Regions from separate parts of the Homo sapiens genome. Here regions 1, 2, 3, 4, 5 and 7 are each linked to region 6. A link is a contact called in ENCODE Hi-C or POLR2A ChIA-PET data. All regions are on one chromosome and are shown on one strand. Each heading gives the region's core, a stretch centred on a gene start or an enhancer-like site at or near the end of the contact. The rest is flanking DNA. Distances are from core to core; before and after follow the strand shown. Region 1 holds the start of GANAB (glucosidase II alpha subunit). Region 2 holds the start of ZBTB3 (zinc finger and BTB domain containing 3). Region 3 holds the start of HNRNPUL2 (heterogeneous nuclear ribonucleoprotein U like 2). Region 4 holds the start of CSKMT (citrate synthase lysine methyltransferase). Region 5 holds the start of GNG3 (G protein subunit gamma 3). Region 6 holds the start of STIP1 (stress induced phosphoprotein 1). Region 7 holds the start of TAF6L (TATA-box binding protein associated factor 6 like).

Region 1 (3,955 bases), core at 707-3,206, 1.5 Mb before region 6:
CTACTAAAAATACAAAAATTAGCTGGGCACGGTGGCACACGTCTGTAATCCCAGGACTCGGGAGGATGAGGCAGGAGAATCGCTTGAACTCGGGAGGTGGAAGCTGGAGTAAGCCGAGATTGCACCCCTGCACTCCATCCTAGGCAACAGAGCGAGACCCTGTTTCAATAAGTAAACAAACAAATAAATAAATAAATAAAATTTGACAACCTATAATAAGGTAACTAAAGACAGGGTCTATTATACACATTGTATCTAGTTATCTAGCATTAGCTTCAGCATCTGCTTGAAAGCTAAAAGAAAATTACCAGAAATGAGATCACAGAGTGTACTATGATCTCATCACAGGACTCTCCTCCAGCTCCAGAGGAATGTACGAAACAACTGTTCCACAGCAGGCCAGACAGAAAAATGAAGAAAACACTAGGCACTGTGGTTTAATAGGCCAAGCAGAATAAATGCTACCACAAAACTCCATAGCAAGGCATGCGGCACAGGTCCTGCAGTGAGTGACCTGAGTGACTGCAACAGGCACTCTTGGCCACTGACCCACGTCCACCTGCCAAAAGCAGCAGTAAATAGAAGTACAGTGAGTTGAGGCCGGGCGCGGTGGCTCACGCCTGTAATCCCAGCACTTTGGGAGGCCGAGGCGGGTGGATCACGAGGTCAAGAGATCGAGATCATCCTCACCAACATAGTGAAACCCCGTCTCTACTAAAAATACAAAAAAATAGCCAGGCGTGGTGGCGGGTGCCTGTAGTCCCAGCTACTCGGGAGGCTGAGGCAGGAGAATGGCGTGAACCCAGGAGGCGGAGCTTGCAGTGAGCCGAGATCTCGCCACTGCACTCCAGCCTGGGCAACAGAGCGAGACTCTGTCTCTCAAAAAAAAAAAAAAAAGACGTACAGTGAGTTAAATACCCTCTGGGGCCCTATTTGCACAGTCTGTAAAATTGGTTCGGAAAGATGCCAATGGAGATAGGATTCCTAAAGCATCTTTCAGATATGACCTGTTGGAGGGCCCTAAGGAATTCACGGCGGCCTTGACCACCCCAAGAGAGGTGTTCATAGGCCAAAGTCAGGAATAAGCTGCAGGGCAAGTTGCACGCATTTATTGTTTCAGATCACAGGCTCCGAGGGAACTGAGTTTATGATCCACGCTTTCTTCATCGCTTTGGAGAGTACACGCCTACCCCACCCCAGTATATCCGTTAGGTCCTAGTAAACATTTGTGGCACTGGTGATATGTTTCGAATCTTTTTTTTTCCCCAGTAATATAAACCCGAGAGCGTGGACCAAGCCATTCGATTACATGTTGTGTTTGAGCAACACCATCCACGCCGTGAGCTTACTGGACCCTGGGCCGTGCCCAGCGACCGTGGACACTGAACTAAGCCAGAGCTGGTGCTCACGTGAAGACAAGGGCAGAGGAGGATTCGGAGCTCTACAGGGTAGAGCCAGAAGGGTAGTACAGGCTTAACTGCTGGCCCGGTGCTTCCAGCTCAGCCGAGGGGCCGCGGGGCCGCAGGCTGCATTCCCCGAGGCCAGGCCGCATCTTTTCCCCCGCCCCGACGACCCCGCGCACTGCAGGAAGGGGGCGGCGACGTTGACCGCCGCAAGCAGCCAAAGGAGGGCGGCGGCTGAGAGCGGCCAAGACCAAGAAAGACGCACAGCTGTGGCTTTACTAAACCGCCGGGCGGGAGCCCGGAGCCCCACAGGCAAGGCCCCCAGCGTCGCTCGGATCTACCACGGGGAGACCGGAGGCGTCTGAGGCCGCCTCCAGAGGAACAAAGGTTCCTCACGAGGCCGGGGGTGGCAGAGTGTCAAGAGACACACAGGAAGGAGTGGAATGGGACTTGGGGGATCTGGGGGCGTCCCGGGCGCGCCCCCAGATTCCGGGCTCCTCACCGCCTCCTACGCGCCGCCACTGCCGCTACCGCCGCCATCTTGTGCAGAGTTTGCTCCTTGACCCCAAACCTCCCGCCCCATCGCGCGCGCTCAGCCACGTATCCTAGTTCCCGCCCCTTCCGGCCTTATGATTGGTTCGACCTGAGCGCCGCCGGGCAGCTGTCTCATTGGTAGAGTGCGCACTCCAAATTATCGCAGGGGGCGGGGCTTCAGGCCAGGGGCGGGAACGTCCAGAGCCAGGCGCTGTCAGACTTTGCACGCTCTCAGCATGACAGAAGCACTGGACTGGTTTTCTCAAGTTGGCAAATTTTATTTAGAAAAAAAAAAGTGGGAGAGAAAAAAGTGACAGCGCTCTTTAGACCAAGGACTTAGAAGAGAAACCTCCACCCTTCCGGAGCACGTTAGTCCCTTCCCTCTCTCACTGCTCAACCTCCCTGGGCTTCCAGAGCAAGAAAAGGCTACGTCCCCTGTCGAAGGAGAGTGGACGGTGAAGGTGCCTGGAAACGGCCAGAGAAAAGACCTAGGCGGTCGATGTTGCGGTGGAGGACACTGTGCAGCACAGCCAGATGGGGTCCACCCTCACCTCCACCCTCCCTGGAGAAGTCCCGAATGAAGCGACCCCGCTCTGATTGGAAGATGAACTTCTGAGGCAAGGGCCCATGCTCCCGGAGAAAACCCCAGACACTGAGCAGCAGCAGACGCACCTCGAAAGGTGCCAGTTGGCTAAATACTTCATGCATATTACCCAGGGCCGGAGGCAGGAGGCTTCCCTCAGCCATGACAGCCACTAAGGTGCAGGATGCCTCCAGGTGCCAGGGGGAGTGGGTCGTGTCAGGGTGGCGAGAGGCTTCCCAATGGCCCAAGAGGGCGGCCAGCAGCCCCCGAAGCAGCACGGAACAGTAGCACAGGGCTGGGGGTGCAGCTGCTACCAGCTTTAACAGCTCAAAGAGCAGGGGCTGTTCGCGGAAGCGCCGGCCAATGCGGAGATCCCGCTCCACGGTGGCCCGGGCGTGTTCCTCGGGGGGCCAGGCCAGCTCTGCACCAGCTGCATCGGGACACACACTCTCCACCAAGGTCACTGCCACTGCTTTGGCTGCCTCTGGACTCAAGATGGGTGCCCCCCAGCATTCCCCACATTCAGTGCCCCCTGGGGCACTGCAGCAGTGAACCAGGAGGCTGAGGAGGCTCTGGGTGTTATAGATCACTTCCTGCTGATTTCGTGACTGGACAAACTTGGGTGGCTTTAAGCCACGGCCGATGACTCCAGCATGGAAAACTGACCAAATCCCTCCAGGACCTGGCACAGCTGCAGTGTGCCTCCGGTTAGTGTCCAACAGGGAGGCAGAAGCCAAAGAAGCTGAAACAACTGAGAGAGTCTCATTGTCCCCATCTACTTGCCCACCAAACAGTTCTGTGTTGCCTCGATGTAAGGCTCCTTCAACCAGCAGCTGCAGGACAGCCTTGAGCCCAGCTGGGGATGTCTGAGACAGGCGGGTGAGAAGCTGACAGGCTGAGGCCACACCTGGGGGTCCATGCAGCCTCAGAGAGGCAAAGAAGCGGTGCACCCCAGCCCTTACCAGTCCCAGGAGCTGGGAGGGGGATAAGGCTTCAGAAGGAAAGGGACAAATGGCCAGGAGAGAGGCAGCAGCTTCAGCTACTTCCTCCTCAGGATGTAGCAGGAGAGGAGCCAGGTCAGACAGATGGGCTGAGGCAGATTCCCCAAAGTGCGCCCCTAGGGCTGCAGGGCCCTCGCCACCCTGCTGTTCCCACCCTACTAGCAGTGCCAAGTTGCGCAGGAACCGGGCCGTGAAGGGAGGCTGTAATGTCCCTGCATGCACCCGAGCCAGACAGCTTCGGAAAGCCAGGGGCAGGAGGCCAGAGAGGCTGACCACTAGCCCTGCATATAACTGGGTGGCCAAACTCAACTCTTCAGGGCTTCGGGCTCGGCTCAGCAGATGGCCCAAGGCCTCAGGTCCACAGCTAGGCCGGGTATAGACAGACAGCAGGCCCAAGAGCTGGTGCTGCCAGAGGAAGCGCTTCCGTTCCAATC
Region 2 (3,752 bases), core at 758-3,257, 1.4 Mb before region 6:
TCTGTCTGCTGTTGGGGAGCCAGGGAGAGGCTGCACCCCTAGAAGGGGTCCCACTTCTGGATCTGGTTTGCTGCGTTTGGCCAGGTCCTCATTGTGAGCCTTGCGGATGTGGCGGTAGAGGTCCCCTGACTGCGTGTAGCTCCGCAGGCAGTAGCGGCACTCATAGGGTCGCTCACGTGTGTGCACCGTGGCATGTCGCCGTAGTGTGTAAGAGCATGAGAAGGTCTTCCCACATGTCTTGCAGGTGGGAACATCCTCAGTAAAAACCCCAAAGCTTCCTGGAGCTGCTTCGTACTCAGAAGACAGGTAAAGTGGCTCATGCAGGGATGCGGGTGCAGGCAGAGGTGAGGTCACCAGTCCTCGATGATACTGCCCTGCACCTGGCAGCAGATGGTAGGGTAGATGAGGGTCTGTTGGCAGGAAGTGGTCACTTGGCCCCACCTCCTCCAGTCCTGCTGCCCCTGGGTCTTCAAAAGCCTCTGGCTGGGAGGGCTGTGCCCCATACACTGCTCCTCCAGATGGGAAAGCTCTCTCAGGACCCTGAGGCTGTTCATCTGACACATCAGTCTCTTCATCAGAGATCACAATAGCTTCAACTTTCACCTGGACCAGCTCAGCTTCAGCTGGGGCTGGAGCCTGGGATGGAACTGGAGCTGAGACAGGGGCTGGGGCTGACGTTGGGGCTGAGGCTGGGGGATAGAAGCCTTGCAGTGGTCCTCCAGGATCCTTTGGTTCCACCACCCTCAGACTCTCAGGACCCACATCAAGAGATGGCAGTGGCTCCAATGAAACTGCTGAGATGCCAGAAGAGAAGTAGTTTGTAGGAATGGTCTCAGTGGAGCTACTAGGGCTGGCAAGAGAGACATCAGCCACTGGTGGATGAGGTGCCCGCAGATGTGGTGCGTCAACCTCCATGCCAGGCTGTGTAGTGTCAGCCCCACTAGACATTGGTGGCTCATCTGGAGGACGGACAGTAGGTGAGGGAGCAGCAGAGCCTTTCCATTCCCCTTTGCCCCAGTGGCCTGATGTCTCAGCAGATGCCAACGAAGGTTGGGTGCCACGGGAAGTACTAGACAAAAACTCCAAACTAGGAAGCTGTGAGTTGGTTTCCTCCTCCTTCTTGGTACTGTCTGCCTCTGCCAGGGCCCGGGCTTGAAGCCGCCGCTTACACACCTTGACGATGTCATTCATGTGCAAGTAGCTGGCAGCTGCCAGCACATCCTCCACAGGGGTATCCCCTCTCAGGGTCAGCTGGCCAGCATACATAAAGTCCAGAAGCAGCCCAAAGGCTGGGGCTGTGACAATTTCATTGTGAATACACACCAGATCCCTCTTGTCCAATTCCCGCTCCTTGTAGAAAAGCTGGAAGAATGGGCTGCAGGAGGCCAGCACAGCCCGATGGGCCAAGAACTGGGTACTACCCACCATCACGGTGCAGTCACAAAGGAAACCCTGGGACCGCTGCTCCCGGAGGCTCTGCAGCAGCTGCTGACTGTGTTCTGGGAACTCCATAGTACCCCACGAAGGAAAGGGGGCCCAAAAAAGGTCCCCACCAGTGGCTCCCTGAGAAAAAAGGGCAGTGAGTTAAGACAGGTAACCTCCCCAGCAACCTTATCAGCCCTTAACTATCACTTGCCACTCCAAAACAATCGCTTAAGTTACTGCCCTTCTTTCTCCTAGGTCACACCCAAAGCTCTCCCATTAGCTCCGCCCACCTCGGCCTAACCTTAGAACAGGCCCCACCCCCGTCCGATAAGCCCTGCCCCCGGAAGTCCCGCCCCTTAGCCACCCTCCGCTTCCTTGATGCCCACCCGGTAGCGTCCAACGGCTCCACGAAGTAGAGATCTTTTTCGCTCCCAGGCCTTGCCAGGCGATGCCTCTACGCCCCACTTCGAGAACTCCCTAAGCATCTCCCTCACGCATTCCAGGGGCTAAGGACTACCAGGGTGGGAACTAGCGGAGAAAGCTGATACCTCACCCACCACCGAGCAGCCACAGGGCGAGCTCCGCCCCTTCCCACCTTCTCAGCTTTAATTGGCTTAAGATTGCCCTCCCCTGTCACGGATTGGTCCGCTCTCCACTAACCATCCTCCCTCTAACTGCCGTCTACAATTGGGTGCTCGCCGCCATCGCTTTTGCAGTCAGGCGTTGGATTGGGTGACGCTCCTGTCCTCAACTTTTCCTCTTCGTCCCGCCTTCCTTGCCTCCGAGCCCTCAGGATTGGCTGAGCTTCTCCTTCTACCTAATCCAGCAGGCAGGAGGTACCCGGCTCCGAGTCGCTGAACGCGGCGCTCTCCTGGCGAGGCTGGAGGTCGGGAACCCTGCAGTGTCGGACCCGAGCTGACAGCAAGCCACTCCCGCTACAGGCTGACAGGGAAAAAGAGAACCAACTAGGCCAGGCGCAGTGCTTCACGCCTGTAATCCCAGGACTCTGGGAGGCCGAGGAGGGCGGATCACTTGGGGTCAGGAGTTCGATACCAGCCTGGCCAACATGCTGAAACCCCGTCTCTACTAAAAATACAAAAATTAGCAGGTCTTGGGGGCGCGCGCCTGTAATCCCAGCTACTGGGGAGGCTGAAGCAGGAGAATCACTTGAACCCGGGAGGCGGAGGTTGCAGTGAGTCAAGATCGTGCCACTGCACTCCAGCCTGGGCGACAGAGTAAGACCCTATCCCCCCACCCCCCCAAAAAAAGAGAACCAACTGGTGACTGTGGGCAATAGCCCCACGTCCCTGAACTGCGTTTGTCTCTTGAAGGTCCCTTCCTCTCAAAAATTCTAAGATTTGCCGGGTTCGGTGGCTCACGCCTTTAATCCCAGCAGTTTGGGAGGCTGAGACGGGCAGATCACTTGAGGTCCGGAGTTCAAGAGCAGCCTGGCCAACATAGTGAAACCCCATCTCTACTAAAAATACAAAAATCAGCTGGGCATGGTGGCGCGTGCCTGAAATCCCAGCTTCTAGGGAGGCTGAGGCAGGAGAATCTCTTGAACCCAGGAGGCAGAGGTTGCAGTGAGCCAAGATAGCGCCACTGCACTCCAGCCTGGGAGACAGAGCAAAACTCCATCTAAAACAAACAAACAAAAAAACATTTTAAGATGCCCTACTGCTCCACTCCTCCAAGCTAAGTTTCCGGGGCTCCCGGCTCAGTGATGGCATGAAAGAACTAGCAGCTACAGGGATGATGTCGTGGTGTCCCTAGCCTGGACTCTACAGTCAATTTACAGTGAGAGGATAGAGTGTTCTTTGTTTCCAGAGCGTGCTGAGCAGGTGCTGGTAGGAAGGGTAAGAATGGGGTCAGGATCATAAAATGTCCCAGGACAGGAGAGAAGAAGCAAAAACCGTGTCTACTGAAGAAATCTTTGAGAGTCTCTACACACCCAGAGGAAAAGGCTATAAGTTGGGAGTCACTGATAACTGCCCCGTCTGACCCAGGTAGTGTTACTAGAGGAGTAAACTCGGTGCCCTAATCCTCACTCCTTCACCCACCACCCTAAGCATCTCTACTTTATTCTGCAGTCAGGCCCTCCGATCAGACCTAACCAGAATTAGGGAGAGTTCATCTATACAACAAACTTGTGCTACATACATTCAGGATATGTTGGCCTTAGCTTGAGATCATGCCTCTTCAAGACACTGTGTTCATTCTTACAAGCCATACAATATTTACTGTATAGGAATTAAAACTAAGAAATGGGCCGGGCACAGTGGCTCATGCCTGTAATCCCAGCACTTTGGGAGTCCGAGGCAGGTGGA
Region 3 (3,628 bases), core at 970-3,469, 1.5 Mb before region 6:
CCCAGGCTGGAGTGTAGTGGCGCGATCTCAGCTCACCGCAACCTCCGCCTCCCGGGTTCAAGCCATTCTCCCGCCTCAGCCTCCCAAGAAGCTGGGATTACCGGCACCCGCCATCACGCCCGGCTAATATTTTGTATTTTTACTAGAGACAGGGGTTTCACCATGTTGACCAGGCTGGTCTCAAACTCCTGACCTCAGGTGATCCACCCGCCTGGCCTCCCAAAGTGCCAGGATTACAGGCGTGAGCCACCACCCCCAGCCTATCCTTCAATTATTTTTTTATCTGCTCTTTGGGATATACATAAGTCAAAGGTTATGTAATGGGATTTTTGCTCCGGGACACAGGACAAACAATCTGCAAGTTGCATGTGATTGTTGTACAATGGGTTCCGATTATACCATGACTCTCCATAGTGGCCTAAAAATATTACTAACAAAAGAACTGAGGCCACCCACTTTATAGTAAGACTTATCCTCCCTACTCGGACACACACTGTTATGGATCAGTTCTAACCATCCAATCACTTCAAAAGAAAGGAGAAAGGTCACTAACTCCCTGGGGCGATTCTACAACACACCTCTTCCACAAGGTTACTCAACGGACCCAACAGCACCTCAGTCATTACCATTCAGGAACCGAGGGACCTGAAACGTAAAAGACTAGCACCAGGTGTTCAGCAAATCTACAAATATGCCTATCCACGGACTCAGTGGGACAATTAAAATTTAATCATAATCCAAGCAAGATAAAAACCCTAGCCAAGTAACGTTAACTAACTCTAAATGAACTAGATTAAGATTTTTCTCTTCACTGGTTAACTATTAAACTCGACACTGTTACACTAGAGGCTCTCCCTTACAGCTCAAAGAGGAGCAAGGTTGGATTTTCAGATTCTCTGTGGCTCAAGCTCTGGTAACATGCTTTTAATGGAACGGACTTTGACGGACTTCGATTTTTGCTTAACATTTTTACGGCGAAAAAGTTAGGTCAGGTAGCCCAAAGACCTGACCCTCTAACTGTGGGCCTAGTTCTCCGTGTAATCCCCAATTGCTTAGCACTTTCTCAGCTAAGAAAAATATAACAAGCACCGTGGGAGACTGTTCCACAGGTAGCTCACAAGTAGTTCGCATGCAAAATCACTCACTGCCATCCACTATCACCAAGGAACCAAGTTAGGCAGGAACCTTCCTCCTGCAAAGAGTAGGGCCACGAGAGGCGGCCTAACCCCTCAGAAAGGTGGGTAGAGAATGAAAGGAGTTCCATCAAATGGCACTTTGAGGCAAGCGAGAACAAGGACTCGGACCCTGCGGTGCAGGGCGGGGTGCTAGATCAGGGGCGCAGCCGGCAGGTTGGAGCCGGGCTCGGCTGCCAGCTCCTCACCCTGTTCCTCGGCGGCCTTGTCACCCGGCACCTCGGATCCCGGCGTCTCGTCCCCGCTCCGCTCCTCGGGTTCGTCTTCCTCCCTCTTGCCGAGGCCCTGCTCTTCGCCACCATTTACCCCGCCTGACCCGGCCGTGGCCTCCGCCGGCTTCTCGGAAGCATCTGGCTCGGCCGCGGCCTCCATGGCTGCCGCCTCCGGGGGCTCCGGCGGCGGCTGCGCGGCCTGACCCAAGGCTTGAGCAGGGGGTGGCTCCTCGTCCTCGTCCTCAAGCAGCGCCTCCTCGTCCTCCTCCTCCTCCTCTTCGTCCTCCTCCTCGTCCCCGCCCGGGCCGCCGCCCGACGCGGCCACAGGCCGAGGCTCCGCCTTGCAGGCCCCGCCGGGCCCGGCCCCGCCGCCGCCGGCCTCGTCCTCGAGCATCTCGGCGTCCAGCGCCTCCTGCAGCCGCTGCGCCAGATCCACCTTGAGGCCGCGCGAGTCCAGGCCCCGCCGCTGCAGCTCCGACCGCAGCTCGGTCACTTTCAGCCGCTTCACCTCCATCGCCGCCGCCGCCTCCTCCGCCTCCCGCCGCCTCCTCCCCTGCGAACCGTCGACCGAGTCCGACCGCGCAGGCGCCGCCGCCGCCGCCCGCCTCCGCCTCACGCGCCAGCACTGAGCCCGCGCGAGCGAGCGCACGCACGCAGGAGCGGAGGCCGCGCACGGTCCCGCTGCGCAGTGTTTGCTTCTCCTTCGTCTCCCCTCCCCCTTTCGGCTCACGGAGCCCAAAACAACGCAGCAGGGAGCTGTTTCCCCTCCAGGCCCTTGGTTCCCCAGCCGCGGGCAGGCGCGCGCGGAGGACGACGGAGTTCCTCCCGCTTCCTCCCGCCCTCTGGCGCCCCCGGGCCAATCGCCGCCGGTGCTTTTATCGCGCAGCCGCAGTGGAGTCCAAGACGGGCAAGGCTGGCTGCAGCTCAAGTGCCTCGTAGCACGGAAGCGTGTGCGCGCCGGTCTTTCAGTACTTCCAGCCGGGGAGTTCTGCGCAGCCGCCCGGAGCTCCCCGATGCCATGCCCCTCCCACCACCCTTACTTCCGTCTGACTTCCATTTGCTGTGGCGTTTTAGGGGTCGCTAGCCTCTTTTCCCTACTGTCTGTGCTTGCAGCAGTAACGACAAAAAAAAAGTCATTAGAGAATGTGTTGCAACATGTAAGCCTAGTAGCAATTGTTTTTCTGGCTAGGAAGCAAAAGGGCTCCCCAGAACGAAGAAATACTGTAATCCGGGCCCTCCTTTTTCCTCAACGCCTCAACTTCTACCCAGCAACAGAGGCCCTTGAACCCGCCCTTTTTCTCTTATTGGACAACTTGAATCGTCATTTGCCGTTCCGATTGGTCATCCGTGATCGTCCGGATTTTTCCAATTGGCGAAGCTGCCAGGGGAATTTTTTTTTTTTTTTTTTCCCAGGTTGGTCCGCTGAGGAGGCGGGGTCGTTTCTGCGGGATTATTTTTCCGGAGCCTCTTCTGATTGGGTGGTGTGGCGCAATGCGCGCGACCCTCAAGATACCAAACTGTACGCATCTCTGACCCTTTCCTCTCCTTGCTCCTGCTGGTAAACCGAAGCCCAGGAGACTTCCAGGTTTGGGCATCTGCAGAGGGCGAGGAACTGGTCACGGCGCCGGGTGGGCTTGCAGCTGTGACGCTTATGTGGACACCTCAGTGTCGCTGGTGGTTCACCTCGGCTTCCCAGTTTATTTATTGACGTCAACAAATAAATGTTGAATAAGGAAGAAGAGTTAGAATTGCTTGAAGCCCTCTGGAGTTTTAGCACTAGTCCCGCCCACTCCCTTCTACTTCCAGGTCGGGGGGGGGCGGGTCCAATAGAAAGGCGGAAGCCAGTGTCCCAGGCGTTCTCACGCCCGCAACAATTCCTGAGTAGGGCCTTGCTTGAGTTCTTCGGAAAGTCTCATCCACCCCCACATCGCCTCTTTAGGAAGTCACTTAATGTTGGGCTTCATTATTCCCACATCCCTTTCCTTACTACTTGCCTGCACTTCTTGAGAAAAAGACTGCAGAAAGGAGAGGTGGGGCTTTCAGTAGAAACAAGCAAACCGCAGGTCCCTGTGGGGGGACTCTCCAGGAAGAAGGGTAATTTCCTGCCTCCTTAAATTGGCTGCTACTGTCAGTTATTTTGCTCCCAACCCCAGAGCTTCACTTGCTCCTTCACTTCCCAGTTCCGCAAGAACCGTGGGCGACAGTTATGGAGAAGCGTCTGCA
Region 4 (3,696 bases), core at 425-2,924, 1.5 Mb before region 6:
GAGCCGAGATCGCGCCACTGCACTCCAGCCTGGGCGACAAAGCGAGACTCCGTCTCAAAAAAAAAAAAAAAAGGAAAAGTATTAAATAAATATAATATAAATAGTAATAGAAACCCTAAATATTTACATTGAAGAAGCTAATGAAAGGACATAGATCGGGGGCGGTGGCTTATGCCTGTAATCCCAACACTTTGGGAGGCTGAGGTGGGCGGATCACCTGAGGTCAGGAGTTCAAGACCAGCCTGGCCAACATGGTGAAACCCCGTCTCTACTAAAAATACAAAAATTAGCCGGGTGCAGTGGGGAGCACCTGTAATCCCAGCTACTCGGGAGGCTGAGGCAAGAGAATAGCTTAAACCCAGGAGGCAGGGGTTGCAGTGAGCCGAGATCATGCCACTTCACTCCAGCCTGGGCAACAGAGGGAGACTCTGTCTCAAAAAAGAGGAAAAAAAAAAAAAAAAAAAAAAAGGACACAGAAAGTAATTAATGGGATGGGAACTCTTCCTCAAGACACAGGAGGCCTTGAAACTTACAAGTGAAATCCTATGAGTGCCTTTGGGAAAATTCTTCGAGTTTTATGCGCCTATGTGTGCACTTTTCTGTATGTAAAAATAAGTTTACTTATAAAAATCTGTGTGAATGTATAACATTACTTGGAGAATGGAGAGCCAACAGATTTCCTGATATTCTTTTTTTTTTTTTTTTTTTTTTGAGACGGAGTCTCACTCTGTGGCCCAGGCTGGAGTGCAGTGGCGTGATCTCGGCTCACTGCAACCTCCGCCTCCCAGGTTCAAGCAATTCTCCTGCCTCAGCCTCCCGTGTAGCTGGGACTACAGGTGCCGGCCACAACGCCTGGCTAATTTTTGTATTTTTAGCAAAAACGGGGTTTCACCATGTTGGTCAGGCTGGTCTCGAACTCCCGACCTCAGGTGATCCGCCCACCTCAGCCCCCCAAAGTGCTGGGATTACAGGTATGAGCCACCATCCCCGGCTTTCCTGAGATTCTTAACAGAATCCAAAACCCAAAGAAAGGTTGTCTGCTACAGGTATTGTGAGAGGCTATCAGAGCTTAGGAACTAACAGCCGACAGACATTCCCCGCATAAGCGTCAGTGCACAAGGTGAGCTGAGAGGTGAAGCTGCTCCGGAGCTCTGCAGGGAGGAAGGAAGACTCGGTGGGGACGACCAACAGGAAGAGGGTCTAGTACTTACGCCCGCTTCTTGAGGTGGTGCCGCGTGATCAGCCCTTGGTCTATCACAGCCCCGACCACCCGGTGCCTCAGACGCCGCTCCCGATTCAACACCCGCCGGCGTTTGAACAGCTTCTTCTTCAGCTCCTGCCGGGGAGAAAGATGCGAATCAGATGGAGTGGGCTCGCCGCGACCCGGGGCCCCTCCACCAGGCAGCCCCGGCCCCTCACTGATCCCATCTCGTGCGAGATAAAAGGGCTCAGGAACGCTTGAGGAAACAAAGTCGCGGCCCCCACACAGTCACCGTTCGGGGCCGGTTGATCTTTCCCCCCGGAGCTCCCATAGTCGCGATTCCACTCCAGTTCACGGTCCGTACTTCCGCTCAGCGCCGGATCCGCGGGGCTCCGCCCCGGCCTTCCGCGGGCCAATCGCAACTCGGGGGCGGGTCCTCGGGCTATATAAAGGAGCTCCGCGGTGCGGGAGGCCTTTCGGAGGGTGGTGAGCTAGTAAGTGTGGTTTTAGCTGTAGTAGCCAGATTGGGCGGCCGGGAGTGGTGGGGGTGCCGGGTGGAAGGCTCTGGGCGGGGTCTCAGGACCCTCCTTTTCTTGGCGGGGATCGGGCTTGTGGTGCCGCTCCCCGTAATGTACGGAGGAAGAGGGAAAGGGCTCTGGCCCCCTCGGCGTCATGTCTTCGGTGCTGGCGGCTTCCCATCCGCTGGTTCTATCCTCAAACGCCGGGACACCGGGAATCTCGGAGAAGGACAACCGAGATCCAGCTGGCTCCTCCATCGGGGTGCTCACACTTTCTCATTTGATTTCAGGTCTGCGGACGCTGTATACCCTCCTCCACTTCCCGCTGCAGCCAATAAAGGCCGTTCCTACCATAGTCTGTGTCCGCGTTCTTTTTTCCGGGACTGCAGAGTTCGGGGAAGCTGTACGCCGCCTTTCGCTACGCGGAATTTGCAGATCTTCCCCTGGACCTCAGGCCTCTCCGGCTGGAGTAGGGTGGACGCTTCACATAAGCTTCTCTGGTCGAACTTACCCGAATCTCCAGATGGCCGCGCTGCGTCGAATGCTCCACTTGCCGAGCCTGATGATGGGGACGTGCCGCCCCTTTGCGGGTAGGGAGGTGGGGGCAGAGTGGAGAGGGCAAGGTGGGGGCAGAGTGGGGAGGGTAAGGTGGGTTCCTCGTGAGTCAGGAGTGTAGTCCCTGAAATTGTGATTCTCAAACCCTACGGTGGGCCGTGCGTGGTGGCTCACGGCTGTAATGCTAACACTTTGCCAGGCCGAGGCGGGCAGATCGCTTGGCCCAGGAGTTCGAGACCAACCTAGGGCAACATAGCGAGACCCTGTCTACAAAAAAAATTAACCGGGCACGATGGCGCCTATAGTCCTAGCTACTCAGGAGGCTGAGGTGGAGGCTTCAGTGAGCCATCATTGTGCTACTGTACTCAACCCTGGGTCACAGAGTGAGACCCTGTCTCAAAAAAAAAAAAGACGCCAGTGTGTATATACGACGTTTTTGCAGTGGCGACATAGACCAAGTGACACCCTCCAACCGTGCCCACAGGCTCACTGGCTGATAGTTGCCTGGCGGACCGCTGTCTCTGGGATCGGCTGCATGCCCAGCCTCGTTTGGGCACTGTCCCCACCTTCGACTGGTTCTTTGGATACGACGAAGTCCAGGGGCTCCTACTGCCATTGCTGCAGGAGGCACAGGCTGCCAGTCCTCTGCGAGTGCTGGATGTGGGCTGTGGGACTTCCAGCCTATGTACAGGCCTCTACACCAAATCTCCACACCCAGTGGATGTGCTGGGGGTGGACTTTTCTCCTGTGGCTGTGGCCCACATGAATAGCCTCCTGGAGGGTGGCCCAGGCCAAACACCTCTATGCCCTGGACACCCTGCCTCAAGCCTCCACTTCATGCACGCCGATGCTCAGAACCTGGGGGCTGTGGCTTCTTCAGGCTCTTTCCAACTACTGCTGGACAAAGGCACATGGGATGCTGTTGCCCGGGGAGGTCTGCCTAGGGCTTACCAGCTTCTATCAGAATGCTTGAGGGTTCTAAACCCTCAGGGGACCCTGATTCAGTTCTCAGATGAGGACCCTGATGTGCGACTGCCCTGCCTGGAACAAGGGTCCTATGGCTGGACTGTGACTGTGCAGGAGCTAGGCCCGTTCAGGGGCATCACCTACTTTGCTTACTTGATTCAAGGCTCTCATTAAAGACATTTTAGTAGTCCTGACCCTAGTATTTCTGTGGGCAAGGAGAGGGCTGAAGAACTGTCTTTGCAAGCTATCTGGCTGCAAAGTGAGAATTTGAGTCCTGGCTTCCACATTTACTAGCTGGGTGCCATATTGCTGAATGTTTCTGTTCCCCAGTTTACTCATCTGCAGAGTGAGAATAACTTGGAGTTACGGAGATTACATACAATGATGTGCGCAATATTTAGCACAAAATGAATGCTGAAAAGAGAAGGTACAATTGGGTCATTCCCCAGTTTCAAC
Region 5 (3,630 bases), core at 1-2,500, 1.5 Mb before region 6:
GCGAGGTCGCTGTCTCCTTGCGCTCGCCACTGGCTCTCTCTGCGGCAGGTTTCCCTCCGGTTACCGTGACCAAAGGGGAAAGACGCCTGCCTCCCTGCAGGCCCCAAGATGTGCCCCAGGGGATGCGCTGACTGCAGCCTCCGCTCGGCTCTCCCTTGAGACTGCAATCACAGCCCTCCGTGCACACCTTCACCACAGGCCATTTCACCCGCGAAGCGGCCGAGTGAGGCGGTCATCCAGCTGGCGCTGATTTTTATCGCCCACAGCTCCTAGGACCTGTAGGCATCTAAGGCGGGGGCATTCGCCTAGAGCATGTTGCAGTTTGCGGCAACCTGGGCCTCTTGCGTTGTTGCGCAGGCAGATTAGTGCCCTGTTCCCAGCGTGGTAGCATTGTGGACCTCCTCTGACCCTAACTGGATACACTCTCCCTCAGAGTCCCCACAGCACATTATCTAGACTAGCTTTTGGCAGTCTTCTATTTTGTAGACGTCTAATCACCCCAGATAAAGTCCTTCAGAGGCAAGGCCAGTGTTGTGTACATCTTTGCACACTGCTGCGGGCGTGGGAAGTAATCTATTCAAAATGAATGAAATTCTTAAAACCAATCCATCCCCCCGCCCCCTTCACGCCAGCCCACCTATTTCCAGTATATTTCTGCTGACTGTCCCCACAAGGGCCCCTACCTCCTCTTTGTCCGGTCCTTTGATCTGGTCTCCGCACACCTCTTTTTCCCCAGCTTCCTCCTTTTGGTCTACCTTTTCTGTAGACATCTTCCTGACGAGCCTCTGTTGACTCTGGATCTTCCACTGAGTCACTTGTGGCTAAAACGTGAAGTGGCGATCCAGACGCTGATACCTGTGGCGCATCACATTTTCCTGGATATGGAAAATGGAGGGTCCCTGGGAGAGAAACGAAGATTCAGGTGCTAAGTGCTGTGTCAGAGTAGAGGGAGGAAAGGAGGAGGGGGGCGACTGCCCAGCTGATGTCAGATTTTCAAATGAGCAGGGTCCCCCGCAGCCAGTACAGACTCCACTGCAGGGGCCGTCATAGGCCCAGACCACGCCATTTGAGAGGGGGAGTCGGCCTTGGCCTCAGCTCTGTTGGGGAGGTCTCTAGCCCAGAGTCAGGATGCCTGCAATGGGGGAGGGGCAGGCAGTGAACTAGCGACAGTGGGGGTGTGCGCAGGGATGCAGGCAGCTAGGCTCCCCCACTGGCCAGGCAGTTGGTATGCTCCAGGATCTGAGCAGCTCCTTCTAGCATCCTTCATCCTTCAGGTACCAGCCATCCAGACAGTGCTTGAGCTGCAGAAACTGAGACCAGACCTCTGGCCTGGCCCTCCCCAGGGGCCTCCTTTCGTATAGTCACTGCTTCTGCATCAGATACTTTCAGCTGCAACTCCCTACTGGGTGGGGCACCCATTTCAGGCAGAAGGTTTTGGTACCCTCCACTGACCCTACACCCAGGGCTGCTACTGCCGCTTGTGGCTTCAGGTAAGTAATGGCCTGTTTTTCTCCTGTTGGGGCTCACTGGAGCAGACAGGGGTGATGTGCCCTCCTCATCAGGGTTGGTTGAGGTCTTCAGAGCTGGGAACACACATGGTTTGAAGGGCTGAAAAGCCTTAAATCATTTGTGTAAGGTTTAATGATCTGTGGCCCAGGCCATGAGGGAGTTTGGGGAGCACCTCATCCCACCCTATTTTTTTCCATGAGGAATACAGGGATGAGACAGTCCACTGGAGGAGGAGGAGGAGGATAGGAGGGGAACAAAATATTGGGGTATGACCACAGCCTTGTAAAGGTTGGTGTGGAGTGAGCATGGAGGGGGGCCTCCAGCTGAGACTGTGCTCTGAGAGGTCCCTCTTTTTTCCAGGATGAAAGGTGAGACCCCGGTGAACAGCACTATGAGTATTGGGCAAGCACGCAAGATGGTGGAACAGCTTAAGATTGAAGCCAGCTTGTGTCGGATAAAGGTAGGTGGGACCCTGGCTGGCTCCCATTAGTTGGCCAGGCTGTGCTGTGCTGCAGGTTCCCAAAGCTCAAGATAAGAGATGCGTTCTTTCCTTCACTCCCTGAGGTCAGGGGAGGAGTCTGGGGCTCTGTAGAGAGAGCTGTCCCCAGGCCTCTGGGGGGGATGAGGGAGAAGACAAGTCGTAAGGAGCCCTGGAGATGGCAAAAGAGAACCCATTTGGGGAGGGAGGCTGCAGTCCCCTTCAGAGGTCCTGGCTAACAATACCCTTCCTGGCTGTGTCCCAGGTGTCCAAGGCAGCAGCAGACCTGATGACTTACTGTGATGCCCACGCCTGTGAGGATCCCCTCATCACCCCTGTGCCCACTTCGGAGAACCCCTTCCGGGAGAAGAAGTTCTTCTGTGCTCTCCTCTGAGCTCCCCTGTCCCTTCTCACAACTCCTCCCTTTTCCCTCTCCTGGGCCCTTCCTTAGGTCAGTAATTGTTGTGAGCCCCTTAGGCTCCTTGCATCCCATCCCTAACCCTTGCCTGACCATGTGAGGTTATCTGAAGCACAAGGCCCACCCTCACCTATCTGTCGACCCCATTTCCTACCACCTTTGTGGCCGACCCCAAGCACCCCAGAGATATGAGGCACCCTTTGCTCCACCCACAGCAGGGCCCCGTCAGACTCTGCCAGCGCGTCCTGCCCGCTTCCCTCGGTGACCTGCTCAGACAATGGAGAGGGATGGGCCAGGTTCTTGCTCTCAGTCTCACCTGGAGCTACTGGGAGGGTAAAGCCATTTGAAGAATAAAGTCATCCAGAGCCTCAGGACAGCTCCTGTGTTAGAATTCTTGGGGGGAGAGGATCATCAAGCAATAGATCTGCCATACCCAGGGAAAAGGGCCAATCAATGCAGGCTAGACATCGTCAAGGATCGGAGATCAGAGGGGTCGGGGGATGGCGGGCGCGAGAGAGCGTCCACAGTGTAAGAATTAAGTACAAAAGACGCTCAAGAGGCTGCGAAGAGCAAACACACACACACAAACGTGCAACGAAGCCAAGTTAAAAGGTAAACAGGCCGAAGAGGGGGGATTTAGGGGAGGGTGCGGGAGTGCAGTCGTACAGCAGAGGAACTCTTAGGAGGGTAGGGGCGGAGCTTGGCTTCAGTTACCGCGACTGGAGCCGATTTTATACCTAAGATGGCTGCGCCCACAGCCACTCCCATTCCAAGATGGCCGTACCAACATGGCAGCCCCCACGTCACGGAGTTTACCGTACAGGGCTTCTCTTAAAATGGCGGCCCCCAGGCAACCGGCGTTCTCAATATGGTCCCTTCCGCCCTCTTCTGGTCTCAAAATGGCTGCCCCTGCCCTAACCAAGCCGGGGCCCGCGCCCTGCAACCCCGAAATCTGGATTTCGGTGTCCTCCCGATTGAGTCGAAGGCACACGGGCGGCCATAACGAAGAATCACTAAACAAGGGGACCCCAGGAAGTACAGCGTGGCCGACGCTGGTCGCGTGGATCTTGCGAGGGAATCTAGGTTTCTACATTTTGCCAAGAAAGGAGAGGCTCCCTTTGGAGCGGAAATATTAGCGGCAGGGGGTTAACCCCCGACCCTGTCCGTCTCGGTGCACCGCTCCTCAGTTGCTTCCTGGTCTTCCCAGGAGCTGGATAAGCCTGAA
Region 6 (3,734 bases), core at 432-2,931:
CCTGGACAACATGGCGAAATCCATCTATACAAAAAAAAAAACAAAAAAAAAAAACCCAGAAAAATTAGCTAGGCGTAATGGTGCTTGCCTGTAACCCCAGGTACTTGGGAGGCTGAGGTGGGAGGATGGCTTGAGCTCAGGAGGTTGAGGCTGCAATGAGCTGTGATGGCGCCACTGCACTCCAGCCTGGGAGACAGTGAGATTCGACTCCGTCTCAAAAAAAAAAAAAAAAAAAAAAAAAAAAAAGCAGGCGGTTAGATTGCACAGGCCCTGAACCCCATCCTAAAGCCTCCAGCACTTTCAAGTGAGGGATTACCAGGTTTGCGGATCTGCTGCAACTTGGCTGCAGTGTCCAAAATGGGTGGGGCAGGTGGAATTAAAGATGAGGCTGTGGAGACAAGCTACTGGCAGAGAGGACACACTTTAAACCCTGGGAAGATATCATTACCCAGAGAGGGGGAAGGATGAGGACACTGCAGAGCCCAACATCATCGCCAGACCCGAGTCATGCGGCTCCTTTGTTCCAGGAACCAAGGCTGACCCTAGAAGCAATAGCAGCATTTTCACTCCGCAGGTGCATCTCTTCCACGCTTTGGGGTGCCTGCCCTGCCTCCGACTTCTGGGGCTGGGATTTAAGGCCCTACCAGGGCACAGCTCGCCAGCTCACAGGCGGTCAACTACTGATTCAGTTCTTCGTCTCCTTCACTCCTTTACATCGGACTCACGAGGGCTGAGGGGCAGCTCCCTTTCGTTAAGTGCTTCCCGCGTGCTCAACACCGCACGAATTCCCCTCGGCCCTACAGGACCAAACGACCGGCGCGCTGAGAAAGGGTGTGCGGTTCCACTGAGGACGCCCAAGCGGGACAGCCGGGCCCGCCGCGGTGAGATCCCCGGCCTGTCCAGCCCAAGCCCAAGCGCCCTCGCGGTCACGTGGCATTTCCGGAACATTCAGAACCTAACAGCCAGGAGGCAGGAGGGCCGGGCCGAGGCCGGAGCGCTGGACAACGCGGGTAGCTGGCGCTCGAGGGACAGGCAGCTCCCACCGGCTAGGACCCCCATCCCGATGCGCGGGCGAAGGGCTGGGGCCCTGTGCCGCTGGCGATCCCGGGGACCGCCTGGAACTCGCGGCACTCGGGAGCGAGAGGGAAAGCAACCCAGAGGCCCCGCAGCCGCCGGCGACACAGCTACAGACCCCGACTGCAGCCGGTACTCCCATATATCAGGGGCGGGGCGAAACCCGGCCTTTTGAAGGGCAGCGATTTAAACCAATCAGCGCAAAGAGTTGGCAACCCTCCGCCCAATTGGAATCGCTCTCATTCTGAAGGCGGTTCCGACATGGAGTCCGGCAGCCCAATGGGAGAGGTGGAAATTTCCAGAACGATCAGAACCAATGGGCGCGGCCAGCGCGGCTACGATTGGCAGTGCAAAAGACCAATCCGTGTCGCAGAAGTTCGCTCCTCCCTCCATTCGTGGAGCCTGAGATGGGTGGGTTTATAGAGGAGCGCCCAATCCTGAGGTGCGGGGGAGGCAGGGTTGAGGGAATTACTCCCCGCTGTCCAATGAGAAGGAAGTGGAGATGATGGGCTGGACCTCAAGCCAATAGTAGAGCAGCACAGACATTCCCCCTAGAAGAACTCGACCAGTGAGCAGGCGAGGAAGGGGCGGGAGCCGGGGTCCCGGTAGCTTCTAGTAGGTTCCAGAAGGCGGCGCGTGCGGTTGGGAACGCGGAGCGGACGGATTCGATTCAACGGGGTTCCGGACCGCGCTGCGCTATGGAGCAGGTGAAGGGGGAGGGGCGGGCTGAGGCCCCGAGCCTGCTCGGGGACCGGCGGTGGCCAGGCCGCGGTAGGGGGGCGGGGCGGGCGCCGGATCCAGGAGACCGGAGCTCGGCGCTGGGGCCGGACGGGGCGGCGGCGGGGAGGTGAGGGCCGCGGGCGGCGGGCGGGAGCGGGATCTTTAGCGAGGCCGGCCGCGGGGAGCGCCCATCGCCCCCTGGTTGGGCGAGGAGGGCCCGGCGGAGGCCACAGCTTGGGTGAGTCCGGCCGGCGGCGGGAAGAGGGGTCGCGACCGGGCCCTGAAGGCGTCCCGAGGGGGCGGCTGCGGGCCATGTTGGGGAGGGTGCGGGCCGCAGGGGGCGGGGTGGAGGTGGGCCGGGGGCCGGGGTCCGCACCCGCGAGGTAGCCCTCCGGGAGATCTCAGACGGCCGACGGAGAAACCGCTCGGGACTTAGCCACGAGGAACTTGGACGGATCCAGGGAGCGGGGACGGGGATACACTGGGAGTAGCCGAGGATCTTAGCAGCCTGGGATGCAGTTGGGGCAAATGTTACTCTTCTACATCTGAGAAGGTCAGGGTGGGAGAGCGTTGAGCGGGGGTCTGAGGAGCGACAGACCGACTCTACCTGATGCGGGAAAGGGAAGGGTGCCGCAAAAGTCCTTGGGACGAATTCCATCTCTGACAGTGTTTTACAAATGTATTGCGGCCCCTCCCCCTCTTTTTGTATGCTTGTGTGTGTGATTGTCGAGTGACCGAGGACCAACACTTCCGAAAGGTGGGTCTGAAAGATGGGTTTCTGACGACCCGGGGGTGGTTGTAGACAATTTACAGAGATCAACCGCTGGAAGTTATGGGCCTCTACTGAGCATTTGAGGGGCCGAGTTTGAAGCGGTTGCTGCTTCCTTTCAGTGACTTGGTTATGTCCTCAGTAGCTTGCGGTTATGAAAGGCCTAGAGGTTTTGTTCGATTTGAAGCTGTCATTGAGCTGTAATGATTCATCGGAAGAAAAAGGACAAAACAACCTCCAAGAAACCTCTACCAACCTCCGAGAAATCATCCTCCCGCTCGGGAGTACTACTGTCTTCGCTCCGGGCCCATAACACTTGGGGGTGACAATTCTGAAACTATACCTGGTATCTGGTTCTTACTTCAGGGCCATAAAACTAAGATCGCCCACACTCTCCCCTTAAATAAGACATCTCGATGGACTAGTGACTACCATCCTTTTTTTGGTGTGAGCTACAGAGCTGAGCCTTTGGTCTCTTGTAGCAGTTGCTGCTTTAGGCAAAGCTCGAGCTTCCTTGCTGTATTAAAAAGAGTGGAAATGAAGTTAGTAAACTTTTTTGTGCCCATATAATATTTCAGTTGTATCTAGGGTTAAATGGGCTGTAGTATAGGTGAGGAAAAGATTTCTGGAATAAGACGTTGCTCTTTTACCTTTAAGAAAGGATCTGGGGCCGGGCACCGTGGCTCAGCCTGTAATCCCAGCACTTTGGGAGGCCGAGGCAGGCGGATCACGAGGTCAGGAGATCGAGACCATCCTGGCTAGCACAGTGAAACCCCGTCTCTACTAAAAATACAGAAGAAAAATTAGCCGGGCGTGGTGGCGGGAGCCTGTAGTCCCAGCTACTCGGGAGGCTGAGGCAGGAGAATGACGTGAACCCTGGGGGCAGCTTGCAGTGAGCCGAGATTGCGCCACTGCACTCCAGCCTGGGCCATAGAGCGAGACTCCGTCTCCCTCCAGCCTGGGCCACAGAGCGAGACTCCGTCTCAAAAAAAAAAAAAAAAAAAAGGATCTCGGCTGGGCGCAGTGGCTCACGCTTATAATCCTAGCACTTTGGGAGGCCAAGGTGGGCGAATCACCTGAGGTCAGGAGTTCTACACCAGCCTGGCCAACATGGTGAAACCCCCTCTCTACTAAAAGTACAAAAATTAGCGGGTCATGGCGCAGGCCTGTA
Region 7 (3,878 bases), core at 962-3,461, 1.4 Mb before region 6:
TCCAACCTGGGCGACAGAGCGAGACTCAGTTTCAAAAAATAAATAAAAATAAAAATAAATGAATAAAAACAGTCTGACTTTGACCAGGCACAGTGGCTCATGCCTGTAATCCCAGCACTTTGGGAGGCAGAGGCGGGTGGATCACAAGGTCAGGAGTTGGAGACCAGCCTAGCCAACATGGTGAAAACCCTGTCTCTACTAAAAACACAAAAATTAGCTGGTGGTAGTGGCAAGTGCCTGTAATCCCAGCTACTTGGGAGGTTGAGGCAGGAGAATCATTTGAACCTGGGAGGTGGAGGTTGTAGTGAGCCAAGATTGCGCCACTGCACTCCAGCCTGGGCAACAGGGTGTTACTCCGTCTCAAAAAAAGGAAAAAAGAAAAAAAGTCTGACACCAAAGCCATCATAGTTCTTGCCAGGCATTGGGTGTGTGGAGCGAGCCACCTTTCTCCCATCTGTGGCCATGGAGGTCTCACTACTGCCTTCCCTGGTTCCTGCCTCCACTCAGATTGGGAGCAAATGAGCTCCAGACAGGTTGGATACAGGTTCACTACATCTAATAGGTCCCGGGCAGTCCCGGTCTCCCTCCCATCTTCTAGTGTCTCCAAGGTTGCTGATGGCTGTCCAGAACAGTAAACCTAAGCAAGGAGGTCAGCCAGCTGCCCAGGTCTGGCTAAGCTGACTTCAGGCTCAGTCAGACCTTAGAGGAGAGCGCCCTCTCTCTTTCCCTTAACGCACAGGTGGGCAGACACTTGAAACCACTTCTAATATGGTTCTGAATATGAGTGGAAGAGACTCAGCAGGGTCACATTCTCCTTAGGTGGGGTTGCCATGGCAACCACAGTCGCATCCATCTGGCTTTGCCAGCTCGGGTCCCAGGGGATTTTCTTTTCCAGCGGCAGCAGCATCTAACCCTGAGAGGGGGAAAGAGAAAAAATGTGTACATTCATGCTCCCTTGCAGAATGTTCCCACAGTTCACTCAGTGCAAACTACCCCATCTTGGGTGAACTTAAAGGAATTCACTGTATGCCTTGTGACATGTGAGGGAAAGAAAGTTTCTCTCTTTTTTTTTTGAGACGGAGATTCACTCTTGTTGGCCAGGTTGGAGTGCAGTGGCGCGATCTCGGCTCACCACAACCTCCGCCTCCCGGGTTCAAGCAATTCTCCTGCCTCAGCCTCCCGAGTAGCTGCGATTACAGGCATGTGCCAACACACCCGGCTAATTTTGTATTTTTAGTTGAGATGGATTTTTCTCCATGTTGATCAGGCTGGTCTTGAACTCCCGACCCCAGGTGATCCCCCGCCTCGGCCTCTCAAAATGTTGGGATTACAGGCGTGAGCCACCGCGCCCGGCCGGGAAAGAAGTTTAACCTCCAACTCTGCCAGGGACTCTCACAGACATTAATTTACAACAACCCTGTGAAGTGCGCATTATTACTCCATATTAGGTAATTTGCCCAAAGGCAGTGTCAGAATTTTAACCCAGGTCGGTCTGATTCCAAATACCATCCTTTACTCACTAAGCCCACTGCTTATCAATTAAGAACTGCCCAAGTAGCTGCTATTGCAGTGGGAGTTGGAGAAAGAGAGCTGTCAGTGTGCGTGTCCAACGGTCATGCAAGGCGAGGTAGGCCAGGGCTTGTATTTGGTTCACAGGCGTGGGGAGAATGCGAAGTAGGTGCAGAAAGAGCAGAACCCTGGAGTCCGGAGCTTGCACGGGATGTTCGGCCGGGTCAGAAGTCCCTTCTGCCTGCCGAGAACACCTACCGAGAGCCCCATCTATCCCTTCAGGAAGGGGAAGTGGCATGTGATGTTGGGGAGGTAGGCCGGGCAGGAAAACTAAGCCAGACACCAAAATCTAAAGCTTTGCTGCAGTCGCGAAAATGCGGGTGCTCAGAAACTCGCGAGCAAACAAGACAAAGAAAATCAAGACGCTGTCTTTGAGACTGTTTATTTCCTCGTTACTATTGTGGTGGTAAAAAAAATAAAATATGCTTATTAAACGTGTGTTAAAACAATACACACCTACTCGCAAACGTAGCAAGAGAGGTTGCTTTAAGAAGCGGGAATCTTCAGCGTCACGTGACCGCCGGTCTCTACAGTCTGTTCACACTGGCCAATCAAGAGCCAGGAAGCCTCCTGGAGGGCCGGAAACTTTCCAAGGCGCCCGCCGACTGGCTGTATTGGGGAGGGCGGGGCCGGGGCCCCGGGAGAGGGAATGAGTGTGAGCTCGTGAGTGGGCGCCGCCGCCACCGCCCCCGCCGCCGTCGTCTCGGTAGCAGCCTTCGCCACGCCGGGGTCTTCAGGTGAGCAGGCCTTGCTCTGGTCCAAGGACTCCCCATTCCCGACGCCGACTGCTTACTCACCAGTCTTGGAGCCCGCACCGCGAGGGCCCGCCCCCTTGGCTGACCACGTGACCCAAGTTCAGTGACCCCTGACCTCCTCCCCCCGCGCACCCCCTCCCCGATCTGGGCTGGGCTAGGCCGGGTGGGAGGATGCGCGTTGCCGAGGCCCGGCCCGCGGAGGTCAGTTCCCACGCCTCCTCTCCAGCGTGACTAGTGGCTGAGGATGCGGAGGAGAGGAGGCTGAGGAGCGGGAGACTTTGGTCACAGTCTAGATTTCGTGTACGGTCATATAATAGGGAAACTCCCTCCGTGCCTTTCGCGCTGGTGGACTAAATGCTCCCATTTTACAGATAGGGAAACTGCAGCTTCACAACGATCTATTGGCGGGTCTAGGGTCACCAAGGGGTGGGTCTCCAATCCATGTCTTTGGGGTGGGATCCAGGCCTTGTTCCCCATACAGCTGGCGGCTCCTGAATGCGGTATAGAGTAAAGATTAGGAGCAAGGGGTTGAGTCCTTGCTCCCCCTCCCTACTTACTCAGTGCTTACTTCATGATCTTGGAGAAGTCATGGAACATTTAGCCTCTGAGGTTTGATTTCCTTGCCTGTGAAATAGACGAAATACATAATAATATCTTATTATTGAGAATATAGTGAAGTAATCCATATAAAGCACTTAGCTGTGTCTCAGGCATAGTACAGTGCTATTCGTGGCCGGGCGCGGTGGCTCACGCCTGTAATCCTAGCACTTTGGGAGGCCGAGGCACCTGGATTGCCTGAGCTCAGGAGTTCGAGGCCAGCCTGGGCAACACGGTGAAACCTCGTCTCTACTAAAAATACAAAAAATTAGCTGGGCATGGCGGCGTATGCCTGTAGTCCTAGCTACTCGGGAGGCTGAGGCAGGAGAATTGCTTGAACCAGGGAGGCAGAGGTTGTAGTGAGCCGAGATCACGCCACTGTACTCCAGCCTGGGTGACAGAGCGAGACTGTGTCTCCAAAAAAAAAAAAAAAGCTCGTCGGGCCAGGTGCGGTGGCTCTCACGCCTGTAATTTCAGCACTTTGGAGGCCGAGGTGGGCGGATCACCTGAGGTCAGGAGTTCCAGACCAGCTTGGCTACCATGGCGAAACTCCATCCCTACTAAAAATACAAAAATTAGCCAGGTGTGGCGGCACAGGCCTGTAATCCCAGCTACTCGGGAAGCGGAGGTTTTAGTGAGCCGAGATCAAGCCACTGCACTCCAGCCTGGGTGACAGAGTGAGACATCAGACATCATCTCCAAAAAAAAAAAAAAAGAATAGTTCTTCTTTCTTTCTTTTAGAAGATCTTTTTTTTTTGTTTGTTTTTGTTTTTTGTTTTGTGTTTTTTTTGAGACTGAGTTTAGCTCTGTCATCCAGGCTGGAGTGCAGTGGTGCAATCTCGGCTCACTGCAGCCTCTGCCTCCTGGGTTCAAGTGATTCTCCTGCCTCAGCCTCCTGGGTAATTTTTTGTATTTTTAGTAGAGACAGGGTTTCACCGTGTTAGCCAGGATGGTCTT

Evidence for each region. A loop is a pair of places that touch in the nucleus more often than their neighbours do. ChIA-PET counts read pairs that join two places held with the same protein, here RNA polymerase II (POLR2A). Pooled maps may share reads with other maps.
Region 1: a loop to region 6 is called in a pooled map, with 5 times the contacts of the local background. The contact joins the promoter of GANAB here to the promoter of STIP1 in region 6. A Hi-C loop is called at or near these places in 4 of 50 pooled maps. POLR2A ChIA-PET finds 5 or more read pairs at or near these places in 2 of 52 experiments (A673 and activated T-cell).
Region 2: a loop to region 6 is called in a pooled map, with 11 times the contacts of the local background. The contact joins the promoter of ZBTB3 here to the promoter of STIP1 in region 6. A Hi-C loop is called at or near these places in 6 of 50 pooled maps. POLR2A ChIA-PET finds 5 or more read pairs at or near these places in 4 of 52 experiments (HepG2, MCF 10A, WTC11 and 1 more).
Region 3: a map of PC-3 shows a loop between it and region 6 (9-fold over the local background). The contact joins the promoter of HNRNPUL2 here to the promoter of STIP1 in region 6. A Hi-C loop is called at or near these places in 1 of 168 maps with a recorded cell type or tissue (PC-3), 1 of 37 single-sample maps with no recorded cell type and 9 of 50 pooled maps. POLR2A ChIA-PET finds 5 or more read pairs at or near these places in 4 of 52 experiments (CD4-positive, alpha-beta T cell, MCF 10A, WTC11 and 1 more).
Region 4: a loop to region 6 is called in a pooled map, with 8 times the contacts of the local background. The contact joins the promoter of CSKMT here to the promoter of STIP1 in region 6. A Hi-C loop is called at or near these places in 5 of 50 pooled maps. POLR2A ChIA-PET finds 5 or more read pairs at or near these places in 3 of 52 experiments (GM12878, HCT116 and activated T-cell).
Region 5: a loop to region 6 is called in a pooled map, with 10 times the contacts of the local background. The contact joins the promoter of GNG3 here to the promoter of STIP1 in region 6. A Hi-C loop is called at or near these places in 8 of 50 pooled maps. POLR2A ChIA-PET finds 5 or more read pairs at or near these places in 3 of 52 experiments (IMR-90 and activated T-cell).
Region 7: a loop to region 6 is called in a pooled map, with 9 times the contacts of the local background. The contact joins the promoter of TAF6L here to the promoter of STIP1 in region 6. A Hi-C loop is called at or near these places in 1 of 37 single-sample maps with no recorded cell type and 6 of 50 pooled maps. POLR2A ChIA-PET finds 5 or more read pairs at or near these places in 5 of 52 experiments (H1, HepG2, OCI-LY7 and 2 more).

The regions. Positions count from the first base shown.
Region 1 is chr11:62,644,657-62,648,611 of GRCh38, forward strand. GANAB (glucosidase II alpha subunit) reads right to left here and starts at 1,957. Exons shown (of 24, transcript NM_198334.3): 1 at 1,906-1,957. The coding sequence starts at 1,943. It overlaps INTS5 (integrator complex subunit 5), which reads right to left. Exons shown (of 2, transcript NM_030628.2): 2 at 2,192-3,955. The coding sequence ends at 2,364. RefSeq lists enhancers at 156-963, 1,279-1,438 and a silencer at 2,049-2,128.
Region 2 is chr11:62,752,153-62,755,904 of GRCh38, forward strand. It overlaps ZBTB3 (zinc finger and BTB domain containing 3), which reads right to left and starts at 2,008. Exons shown (of 2, transcript NM_001370809.1): 1 at 1,812-2,008; 2 at 1-1,563. The coding sequence starts at 1,512. RefSeq lists enhancers at 661-1,538, 2,419-3,296.
Region 3 is chr11:62,725,238-62,728,865 of GRCh38, forward strand. It overlaps HNRNPUL2 (heterogeneous nuclear ribonucleoprotein U like 2), which reads right to left and starts at 2,220. Exons shown (of 14, transcript NM_001079559.3): 1 at 1,382-2,220. The coding sequence starts at 1,919. TTC9C (tetratricopeptide repeat domain 9C) reads left to right here and starts at 3,249. Exons shown (of 3, transcript NM_173810.4): 1 at 3,249-3,628. The coding sequence starts at 3,612. It overlaps HNRNPUL2-BSCL2 (HNRNPUL2-BSCL2 readthrough (NMD candidate)), which reads right to left and starts at 2,147. Exons shown (of 24, transcript NR_037946.1): 1 at 1,382-2,147. RefSeq lists silencers at 1,661-2,040, 2,211-2,370 and enhancers at 2,631-2,680, 2,931-3,130, 3,521-3,628.
Region 4 is chr11:62,663,638-62,667,333 of GRCh38, forward strand. CSKMT (citrate synthase lysine methyltransferase) reads left to right here and starts at 1,675. Exons shown (of 3, transcript NM_001043229.2): 1 at 1,675-1,695; 2 at 2,010-2,309; 3 at 2,759-3,696. The coding sequence starts at 2,243. The coding sequence ends at 3,414. It overlaps LBHD1 (LBH domain containing 1), which reads right to left. Exons shown (of 7, transcript NM_024099.5): 5 at 1,212-1,336. It overlaps C11orf98 (chromosome 11 open reading frame 98), which reads right to left and starts at 1,573. Exons shown (of 4, transcript NM_001286086.2): 1 at 1,494-1,573; 2 at 1,212-1,336. The coding sequence starts at 1,532. SNORA57 (small nucleolar RNA, H/ACA box 57) reads left to right here and starts at 1,785; the gene lies at 1,785-1,933. RefSeq lists enhancers at 1,793-2,022, 2,693-2,802, 2,853-2,902, 2,923-3,022.
Region 5 is chr11:62,706,426-62,710,055 of GRCh38, forward strand. It overlaps GNG3 (G protein subunit gamma 3), which reads left to right and starts at 1,251. Exons shown (of 3, transcript NM_012202.5): 1 at 1,251-1,490; 2 at 1,870-1,969; 3 at 2,253-2,776. The coding sequence starts at 1,871. The coding sequence ends at 2,381. It overlaps BSCL2 (BSCL2 lipid droplet biogenesis associated, seipin), which reads right to left and starts at 999. Exons shown (of 11, transcript NM_001122955.4): 1 at 684-999. The coding sequence starts at 770. HNRNPUL2-BSCL2 (HNRNPUL2-BSCL2 readthrough (NMD candidate)) reads right to left here. Exons shown (of 24, transcript NR_037946.1): 14 at 684-899. RefSeq lists a silencer at 1-42 and enhancers at 1-383, 1,703-2,902, 3,033-3,630.
Region 6 is chr11:64,184,490-64,188,223 of GRCh38, forward strand. It overlaps STIP1 (stress induced phosphoprotein 1), which reads left to right and starts at 1,682. Exons shown (of 14, transcript NM_006819.3): 1 at 1,682-1,781. The coding sequence starts at 1,773. LOC124902686 (a long non-coding RNA gene) reads right to left here and starts at 1,192. Exons shown (of 2, transcript XR_007062712.1): 1 at 1-1,192. RefSeq lists enhancers at 1-181, 805-874 and silencers at 995-1,134, 1,835-1,894.
Region 7 is chr11:62,769,185-62,773,062 of GRCh38, forward strand. TAF6L (TATA-box binding protein associated factor 6 like) reads left to right here and starts at 2,212. Exons shown (of 11, transcript NM_006473.4): 1 at 2,212-2,306. It also overlaps a transcript of TMEM223 not described here. RefSeq lists enhancers at 450-499, 2,662-2,801 and a silencer at 2,062-2,471.